3 separate regions of the Homo sapiens genome follow, and regions 1 and 2 are each linked to region 3. Evidence: chromatin contacts called from ENCODE Hi-C data. All regions are on one chromosome and are shown on one strand. Each heading gives the region's core, a stretch centred on a gene start or an enhancer-like site at or near the end of the contact. The rest is flanking DNA. Distances are from core to core; before and after follow the strand shown. Region 1 holds the start of RPL22L1 (ribosomal protein L22 like 1). Region 2 holds the start of SKIL (SKI like proto-oncogene). Region 3 holds the start of GOLIM4 (golgi integral membrane protein 4).

Region 1 (2,896 bases), core at 301-2,800, 2.8 Mb before region 3:
CCATTACAGTTTCTAACTAGTTATTTGGTGATTACTAGTTCTTGTGAAACAGGTATGTTTCCATATCCTCCTTGTACAAATGGCTTAATAGTGCTTAAGGAGTTTATTGTCAAGACATGGAAGACTGCTAAAGACAAGCAAAATAGAATCATTTCTGCCCCTCAGCTTAGGCAGCCCTTGAGGAGGAAATGCCAATTGCTCCCTTTAATGTTTGGAAAGAGAAATGTGATTATTGTAGCTCTTAAGGCAGACAACTAAAAAATCTTGTTGAAATGGATTTCTTCTAGGAATTCAGGGCCTCTCTTCAGACTCTACAAGTCATATGCTCTATTAAAGCATAGTTTCCACGATAACTACTTGCTGGCATAAAGGCCACGAACAGTTCTTACTTTCTGGGGTCATTCTTCAAATTAACAACAAAGTCCACCCCATCCCTTACCCCTACCCCTAGGTATGATAATTTCATCTCCACGAAAACATATTACTGCTAAACCCAAGCGGTTCAGCATGCCACTTTTCGGATCTGATGTCAATTTACAATCCTTCAAAGCTCAAAAGCTACTTTTTCCTTTTGTCAGCAAGACACTTCCACCCTCGTGTGTCTTGTACATACTGATAGGTCACAGCAAACATTCATTGAATTTTAACTGGGAGCATTTTGGATGGAAATCAAGAGACCTGGGATTAACTGTAAAACCCATGATAAATTATACCAAACGAATGAACAAGAAGCAAGCACTACGTGTTTTTCCCTTTGAGACAGTCTCACTGTTACCCAGGCTGGAGTGCAGTGGCTCGATCTCGACTCACTGCAACTTCCGCCTCTCAAGGTAAAGCGATGCTCCTGCCTCAGCCTCCCGAGTGGCTGGGAGTACAGACGCGCACCACCACGCGGGCCATTTTTTTTAAAATTGTTTGTAGAGACGGGTTCTCCCTATGCCTACGCTGCCAAGGGTGGTCTCGAACTCCTGGGCTCAAGAGATTCTCCGGCCTCGGCCTCCCAAAGTGCTGGGATTACAGGCGTGGGCGTGTAAGCATATATATACATGATTTTTTTTTCCCGAGGACCTGGTCCCCGAAGCACCAATTTCCCTCAACAGTCATTTAGAAAACGAGGCTCACAGACAAAACACAAACAAATAACTTTTTCGCTGGAGGATTATAACTGCAATAAAAGGAGATCCCAAAGCAACCTGAGACACTGCCTTGCCCTGATTGGAAAGGGGATTCCGGTGATTAGTGAAAGATGACTCCTGCATCCCTCGCGTGCGTCCGTATCCGGGAGCAGCCACTAGGTAACTGTAGAGGCCACTGCAATTAATCGGCTTGAACAGCCAGGAGCGGAAACCCGAGAGTCAGTTCAACCACAGCCACCCGCGTGTGCCCGCGGAAAGCCGATGGCCTACTCTCGTCCGGCAGCGCACTGGTTTCCTGGGTTACCGGCCTCAGCGCTCCTCCCGCTTTCTTTTCCGGGAGGCGACAATCTGACGCTCTCAGCGCGTGACGCAGCACGCTTTGATATAAATGCAGACCGCGCGGCCGTAGCTTCCTCTCTGCTCTCGCGGCCGACTCGCAAGATGGCGCCGGTGAGTGAGCGATGTCTTGGTGGGAGTGTTGTGTGGCAATTTAATGATTTCCGCTGTAACGATTTTTGCATCTGTCGAGTGGAGACGTCTCAGTCAAGATAAAGGGAGGGGAGTAGTGAAGTCTGGGTCAGAAACACAACCAAGACGCGAGGATCCTGAACTGTTTTTCGAGACTCCCTGGCAGCTGCCATGAGGTCTAGTGGAGTTGGAGCTGGGCCCGGAATTGGTTTAGGATGGGTGGTTTTGGACACGCGGGAAAGAGGGAGGCACAACTGTAAATGGGCCGGTGGTACTGCAATCTGAGCCATTTCTTTACTATCTCGCGCCTGATAATGCTTTTGCCACTCAGCACTGGGTAGGGGAATGGTGGGTAATCGGGCCGGTCTGACGACCTTTGCCAGGCCAGAGGGAGCTCCTAGGCGCTCAGCTCCCGCGATGGCCGACATCACAAGTTTTTGAGAACTTTCAGTTGGGGAAGAAGTTTCTCGGTGAAGTAATTTTTAGAAAAGTATAAGTCTAGATTCCAGCAATGTGAAATAAACGTGCTTCAGATGTTTTACTTAAGTCATTAGTAAGGGAACCAGTAAGATGTTAAAATGTTCCTAAGAATATCTGAAAAGCTAGATATACATGCGCAATTTACAAATAAAGTTAGGATAAAATTGCTGGGCTAGCTACAAAACTGGGTAATGCCCAGCATGGCCATAAACCCTATAGGGTTATCTGTTCCATTAGACAGAAGTTGTTTGTGTCTCCCAAATTAACTTCTGCGCCAACTGGGTAATTATCTTTTGGCACATGTTACCATGCTACCTGAGAAAGCAAACTAATGTGTAATACTTGGTAGCCACTTGGGTGAATCTAAATTGGAGGTTATAGTCTGATAAATACAGATTTGTTTGTTCATATTGCAGTGAATGTACATGGTTGCTGGCCACAGTAACATTTTGCTTATGTAGCCATATTATATGGTCTTGGTATAAAAGGTTTGGATATGGAAAATTTAAGTTCCACGGTGTTGGTTTTTAGGTTTTTTTTTTTTTTTGAGACAGAGTCTGTTGCCCAGGTGGGAGTATAGTGGCATGATCAGGCTCACTACAACCTCCGCCTCCCGGGTTCAAGCAATCCTCCCGACTCAGCCTCCTGAATAGCTAGGATTATAAGCATGCACCACCACACCTGGCTAATTTTTGTATTTTTACTAGAGATGGGGTTTCACCATGTTGGCCAGGCTGGCCTTGAACTCCTGACCTCACGTGATCCTCCTGCCTCAGCCTCCCAAAGTGCTGGGACGGCACCTTGCCTTTTTT
Region 2 (3,347 bases), core at 716-3,215, 2.3 Mb before region 3:
GTTGGGGAAGAGTTACATTTGAATTTGCTCCAGAGGCCAAAGGGCCAATTTGAAACCAGTTTCTTTTATTTTTTTTTTTTTCTTTTTTTTACGGAGTCTCGCTCTGTCGCCCAGGCTGAAGTGCAGCGATCTCGGCATACTGCAACCTCCGCCTCCCGGGTTCAAGCAATTTTCCTGTCTCAGACTCCGGAGTAGCTGGGACTACAGGCACAAGCCACGACACCCGGCTAATTTTTTTGTATTTTTAGTAGAAACGGGGTTTCACCATATTAGTCAGGCTGGTCTTGAACTCCTGACCTCAGGTGATCCGCCCGCCCGGGCCTCCCAAAGTGCTGGAATTACAGGCGTGAGCCACCGCACCCGGCCGAAATCAGTTTCTTAATCTTAAACTGAGTTCAGTTTACCAAGGTGAAGCTTGAGTGATTTCTTTAAATCTAACACCAGTTTACTAGAAGAACATTCATTTAAATAGGAAAGCAATTTGGAGTTGCGTAAAGCGAGCAATAATATAACATAAAAGGCCTTTCGAGTTCAGAATATGAAGACTCTTAAGCAGATCATCTCAATTAGTAGTACCGGGGCTTTCTCAGCTATGCCATTTTAAGGGAGGGAAAAAAATCCATTACTTCATCTCCTATTTAAAAACAAAACAACAGTTTCATCCAAAAAAATCAGATAGGAGTTAACATATCTACCATATGTAACTAAGTTACAATTTTAAGTGGATTAATTCAGCTAGTCCGTGTACACTATTTTTCTGGAATGACTGCAGGCAAAAATTAACTTTCTCTTAAAAAAAGGTTAGCGATTTTACTTAATGGAAGCCAAAAGCTATAGACTCCACGCCTGGGAATCTCCATCCTTCAACAAGACTAATCCGGGACAAAAAGCACAAGGCAGACAAACCTCACAAAGAATGCAAATGGAGGAAGAGGGAAAAAGAAAAGACTCTTTTTCCACTTCCTTCTTGAGAGAAAAGCCAAAAGAAATCCAATAAATAGAAATTTTTGCTTCCCAAACTCTCAGCACTTTACCTTAAAACAGACCCAAAGGATTAAGGACCAATGCCACCAACCATCGTACAGACTTTCGTCCACCACAGGAACACACCTTACTCAACACAGGCCAAGGAAGAGAGCAAGAGGCATGACCTAGAATGGGGGAGCCCCTAAAACCCTGAAGTCCTCCGCCCACTCAAAGCCACCCACCTATCTCTAACCCGGAGAGAGGGAGAACAAGGGACACGGGAAGCCTGGGGGTGGGTGTGCAAGGGGGTGGAGGGAAGTAAAGGGAGGAGTCCCCCCACCCCCACCGGCGAGCCTGGGATAACCCCAAGTGCCCTCCCAACACCGCCCCCCCGCGGGGGCCGCGGGAAGGACTGTGGAAATCCACCCCCCCGCGCACCCTCTCCCTGGGAAGTTCTCGGGTGTCACCTCAGCGCCCCTAATGCTGCACCTCCCCGCGCCAGCCCCGGGCCAGAACGAAGAGGACACCAGGGCAGTTTAGGCGCCGGGCGCGGATCCCTGCGCCGCCGGGGGCTGACGGACCGGGTCGAGACCAGGGCATCCCCGCGGAGCGCTGCTGGACTGGGGGAGGGGGGCGGTGACGGGCGTCCGGGTCTCCGGGGTCCCCGCGGCTCCCGTCAACTACAGCGCCCTGCCCTGCCGGCGCCCACCGCCTGGGGCCAACGAAGCGTGATCAGCCGTGGAACACCCGCCTAGCGACCCCCTCTGGCCCCGACCCCACCCGGGACCCGCGCATCCAAACCCCCTACTCGGGCCTCGGTGCCCGGGTAAGCTCGACGAGCTTTGTGAATTCCCCACCGCCCCTGTCGCCGCCGTCGGGCTCCTAGGAGGGTGAGCGCCTCTGGCCTCCCGCCGCCTCCGCCGCGTCGCCGCCGTAAGCCGGAGCCGCACCTGTGCCCGCCGCCGCCGCCGTCGCCGCTCGCCCGCTCCCTTCGGCTGTGCCGGCGCGGCTCCGAACCCCACACACATCGCTACACACAGCCCTCTGACGTCACCGAGTCCTCGGCCCGCCCACGTCACTGCGGAGACACACAGCTTCCCGCAGACGCCGCCGCCGTCTCCGGCCGCCCGGGGGAGAGCGAGGGCGGCGGGGAGGGGGAGGGGAAGGGAACGGAGCCAGCGGCGGCGCCGCGCGCGCGGGCCCGCCGGCGTCGTCGCCGCCGCCGCCACTTCGCGGCTCCCGGCCCCCTCGTGGACGCGCGTGCCGTCTGGCCTATTGTGGCTCCTCAGAGCGCCCCCCTGGCCCCGTCGTCTCGCGCGCGTGCCCCTCCCCCCAGGCGCGCGCCCGGCGCTTCTGGCCCCGCGCGCCGTCTGGGAAGCTGGCGCGCGGCGCTGTCTGCGGTGCACCCGGCGCAGACAGGATGTTCCCTCCCCACCCCACCCTCACCGCCGCCCTCCCTCCTTCCTTCCTCTAGTCGCCCAGCCGGCTGTCTGGGGCCACCGCCCCGCCCCCGCCCCACCCGCCGCTCTGTGGTGATGGGCCAGACGCGGGGGCGCCCTGGCCGCTCGGACGCCGCGCAGCGGGGAAGAGGGGGCAGGGCAGCCGCGCGGTGCACTGTGCGCGACCCCAGCAGCCGGCAGGGCGGAGGCAGTGCCCGCCCGGCAGAGTGCCGCCGCCCGAGGTCAGGCACGGGCGACCCTCCCCCTGCGGGGCCGCAGCTGGGCCGCCCCGCCCCGGAGGCAGCCGGGCGGCGGCCGCCCTGCAGGGCCCCCGGGGCCGGCTCTGCTCCCCGCCCCCGCGGGACCTCCCTCCTGGGCTGCCCCTCGCCCCCGCGGGGCCTCCTGCCCGAGGGCCGCCCAGCCAGCTGCCGGCGCTCCGCCCCGCCCCGGCGGCCCCGGCCTCGCCCGGGCGGCCTCCACCCAGACGCCTTCCCCTGGCTGACCTCCATCCGCCATCGGGCCGGGCGGGAGGGGTGGCCAAAGTTCCGGCAAAACCGAGAGCAAACATTTCTGTCCCTACTCCCCAGCCTCCTGCCTCCACCCCACCAGGCTGCTCTCTCGGTTCCAGAAGGGAGCTATAAATTAAAGGTTTTTACAGTGTTTACTGAGGGTGTTTTTTTGTGTGTGTGTTTTTTTGGAGAGGGACGAGACGAGGTAGGGAAGATAGGACTCAAGAGCTTTCCGGCTGTGACCCTCTGAGGCGTGTAGGGTGGTCTTCCTGGTTCCCAGGGTAGCCGATTAGCATATTGAACTCTGCAGAGCTGCTCCGTCACATTTCGAAACACCAAGAAATCCCCTTTTCTCCACCCCACCACAAGATCAGGAACTGAAATAGTCCACCGAGTAGCAGTGCACAAAATTCAGGAGACTCGAGCTTTGTCC
Region 3 (2,984 bases), core at 37-2,536:
ATTTTTACAGTGGTATAAATGCCACAGGGTAGCATCGTTATAAATTCAGTTTATTTTAGGGCTTTAGCAACCTATAATTTCAGAGTCCACCTAAAAAAACTTTTGCACCAGGAACTGTCTTTCTGTTGCATTTAGCTAAAGAGATTTACCCCCATTTTGAGCACTCAGGCCCATTAGCAATGGTAACGACTAAAGTCCAGTTAGAATATAAAAATTATGCAGTGTATCATAAATTACACCACACTATACAGACAGATAAAATTTACTTTTCTTAGAATTCAGGTCAACAGCAGAAACAAAAATTATCATTTGTGCATAACCTTAATTATTCCCCTCAAGTACACAGAAAAAATAAATGCAGTATACATTTCTTCGAAGAGGTTTGTGGTTACTACCTTTCCTGTGCTGTACTAGTTTTTACATAGGGAACCTTTGTTGCCCTTTAAAATGTAATTTAGAAATGTAACTGATGTGTTTTGCCACCAATAAAACAAATACATATGACAAAATGAATGGATACTCATTTCAGTCTGTACGATTTGTTTTTAAATTATTCTATTTGCAGCTAGAGGAGAAATGTGAGACCATTTCTTTCCTCTCTGCCAATGGCAAGCCGATTTCCCCAGCCCACGTGGACAATTGAACATTAAGTCTAGCGTGCTTCCAGTCTCCCGACTCCTGCCGGGCCATCTGTGGGCACACACACATCTAGGCTAGTACACTGGATGGGGTAAGGCAGTCGACATGGCATCTCTGGTTTGACTACCGGGATTGTGCTATGTAGCTATCCCATGTGTCTGCCGCATCAGTTTATTGGACAGGGAAAGAAAGTGTACTCAGCAGAGTGCACACAGTTACTGCCATCCATTCTTTCGTTCATACACACATTTTACTCCGCTCTCCACGTGCGTTCCGAACGAGAACTGGAACACACACACACACACACACACACACACACACGTGTTCACCGAACCTCACCCAGACTCAGGCCCGGACAAGTCCCCCGCCCACCCAAAGCTCCCCGCCCTTCGCCCTTCCGCCTGCCTCTTCCCACCCTCTCCGACTCCACGTGGGCGCACCCCGGCGCCAGGCGGCCGCGCTGCCCACAGAGCCCCTAGCCGGCCCCGGCACTGGGAGGGAAGGTGCGGCCCTGGGGTCGGACGGACAAAGCCGGCATCCAATCGAGCCCGGCACTGCCTCCCCGAAGGGAGGGAGCGTCTGCTCGGACGGGCCCAATGAGCAAGGAGGCCGAGTGGGACTTCCTCCCGGAATCCCGTTGGCCAGAATAGCCGGGCCGTGGGTGACACGTAAGTTGGGCAGGAGGTGGCGGGGCGGCAGAGGCACCAGCCGACCCGTCAGTGACACCGCTGTGCCGTCCCCAAAACCAGCCGAGACAGCTGGCCCCCACCCTTCCACCCATTGGGCAGGCCGCACGGGGGCGCGGCCCGGAGTCCTGGTCCCTTTGTTGGGCGCGCACCCCCTCCCTTAGGTGGCAACAAAGTCGTGCAGTGGGAGCCGCCGCGATAGGGCGGGGAGTGGCCAGGGCGGGACTCCAAGAACTGCCCGGGGGCAGCGGGGCCAAAAAGTGGGAAGAAGGAAAAAAGGCAGGAGGCATCTGGGGACAGGCGCGAGGGCAGCCGGCTCTGAAGTATGCGGAGGGCCTCCTCCCGGCCCCGGGCATTCGCGGAGAACGAGCCTCGCAGAAGTTTGGCTGCAGCTGCCCGGGCGGCGTCGATGGCTGCGCGCCCCGCGCCGCGCGGGGGCTGAGCGGGCGCCACTTCCCCTCCGGGCCGGCTTTTGTGTCTGGCATCTCCTCCTCATGCTGCGTCTGGCCACCTACTGCGGCGGCCGCTGCTGAGACGCTCGCTCGGACCAAGGGGAGGAGACGGCGGGGGCGGCCGCGGCTTTGGGTCCAGGCGGGACTATGGGAAACGGGATGTGCTCCCGAAAGCAGAAGCGGATTTTCCAGACGCTGCTGCTGCTGACCGTCGTGTTCGGCTTTCTCTACGGCGCGATGCTCTACTACGAGCTGCAGACGCAGCTGCGGAAAGCCGAGGCGGTGGCGCTCAAGTACCAGCAGCACCAGGAGTCCCTCTCCGCCCAGTTACAAGGTACGGCTAACGGGACGCGCGCAGCCGGTGGCCAACTTTGCCCCGCGCCTCCACCCGGGCAGGAAAAGTGGCTTTGGTGAGCTATTGGCACTGTGGTTGCCACCTCTGACCTTCAGGGACGTCAGAGGTGAGCGTTTCAGGACTGCCGGCACCAGAGTGTCAGGGGAGATGACATTCTCATCCTCCCGCTTCTTCCTCCCAGCGGTTAGGTTTAGAACTTCGTAGCACCAGCCCATCGTCCCGCTGGGCGTTTGGTGGGCGGGTGCACAGATAGTCCTTTACCCGAGCTCTTGTCAAAGGCCCAGCTGCAATCGGGGCAGGGAAACTGGTAGCCCTCCGCCGCTTCTGCCAGCCCTGCTCTGAGGAGCATTGTTCCGTGGATTCTAGGTATTTGCTTTCTTGTTGACTTTGTCAGTTGCTTAAAAAATGAAGAGTTTGGCAGAGATTTCTCAAACTGTGCTGTTTTTCAAGGGAAAATTAAGCCATGACCCAGCAGCTTAATTAAAGTCATGGCCCAGTCGAATGGAAGGAACCTAGATCTGGACCTGCTAGTTTCTTATTTCTTATTCTTTTAATTTAATAGGATGTCTTTAGAGATGCTGGATGTGTGGGAAAAGTCCACACTACATACCATTCACCATCCTGCAGTAGTTTATTTCTTTAAAAACAGGTTTACTTGTCTTCCTAAGTAGCTTTTACTTCATCACAGAGATGCATGTATGTTACAGTTAGCTTCGGGAAGCCAAAGAGGAGAAACACAGGTTTTCACTTTGCCATGCACAGCAAACCCAACTTGAGCAAGACCTGTAGAAGAACTTAAAGTTTCTATCCTATTTTAGAATCTAATTTAATGTAATTTTCACAAACATAATT

The links. Hi-C counts contacts between places; a loop is a spot of excess contacts on that map. Pooled maps may share reads with other maps.
Region 1: a loop to region 3 is called in a map of B cell, with 23 times the contacts of the local background. The contact joins the promoter of RPL22L1 here to the promoter of GOLIM4 in region 3. A Hi-C loop is called at or near these places in 1 of 168 maps with a recorded cell type or tissue (B cell), 2 of 37 single-sample maps with no recorded cell type and 7 of 50 pooled maps.
Region 2: a map of OCI-LY7 shows a loop between it and region 3 (4-fold over the local background). The contact joins the promoter of SKIL here to the promoter of GOLIM4 in region 3. A Hi-C loop is called at or near these places in 1 of 168 maps with a recorded cell type or tissue (OCI-LY7), 7 of 37 single-sample maps with no recorded cell type and 13 of 50 pooled maps.

What each region holds. Positions count from the first base shown.
Region 1 is chr3:170,868,849-170,871,744 of GRCh38, reverse strand. RPL22L1 (ribosomal protein L22 like 1) reads left to right here and starts at 1,550. Exons shown (of 4, transcript NM_001099645.2): 1 at 1,550-1,586. The coding sequence starts at 1,578. RefSeq lists enhancers at 386-1,111, 1,112-1,838, 2,008-2,057.
Region 2 is chr3:170,356,333-170,359,679 of GRCh38, reverse strand. It overlaps SKIL (SKI like proto-oncogene), which reads right to left and starts at 1,965. Exons shown (of 7, transcript NM_005414.5): 1 at 1,917-1,965. RefSeq lists silencers at 1,383-1,452, 1,543-1,672, 1,723-1,952, 2,113-3,012 and an enhancer at 3,293-3,347.
Region 3 is chr3:168,094,226-168,097,209 of GRCh38, reverse strand. It overlaps GOLIM4 (golgi integral membrane protein 4), which reads left to right and starts at 1,286. Exons shown (of 16, transcript NM_014498.5): 1 at 1,286-2,111. The coding sequence starts at 1,925. RefSeq lists enhancers at 511-560, 758-1,259 and silencers at 931-1,170, 1,461-1,510.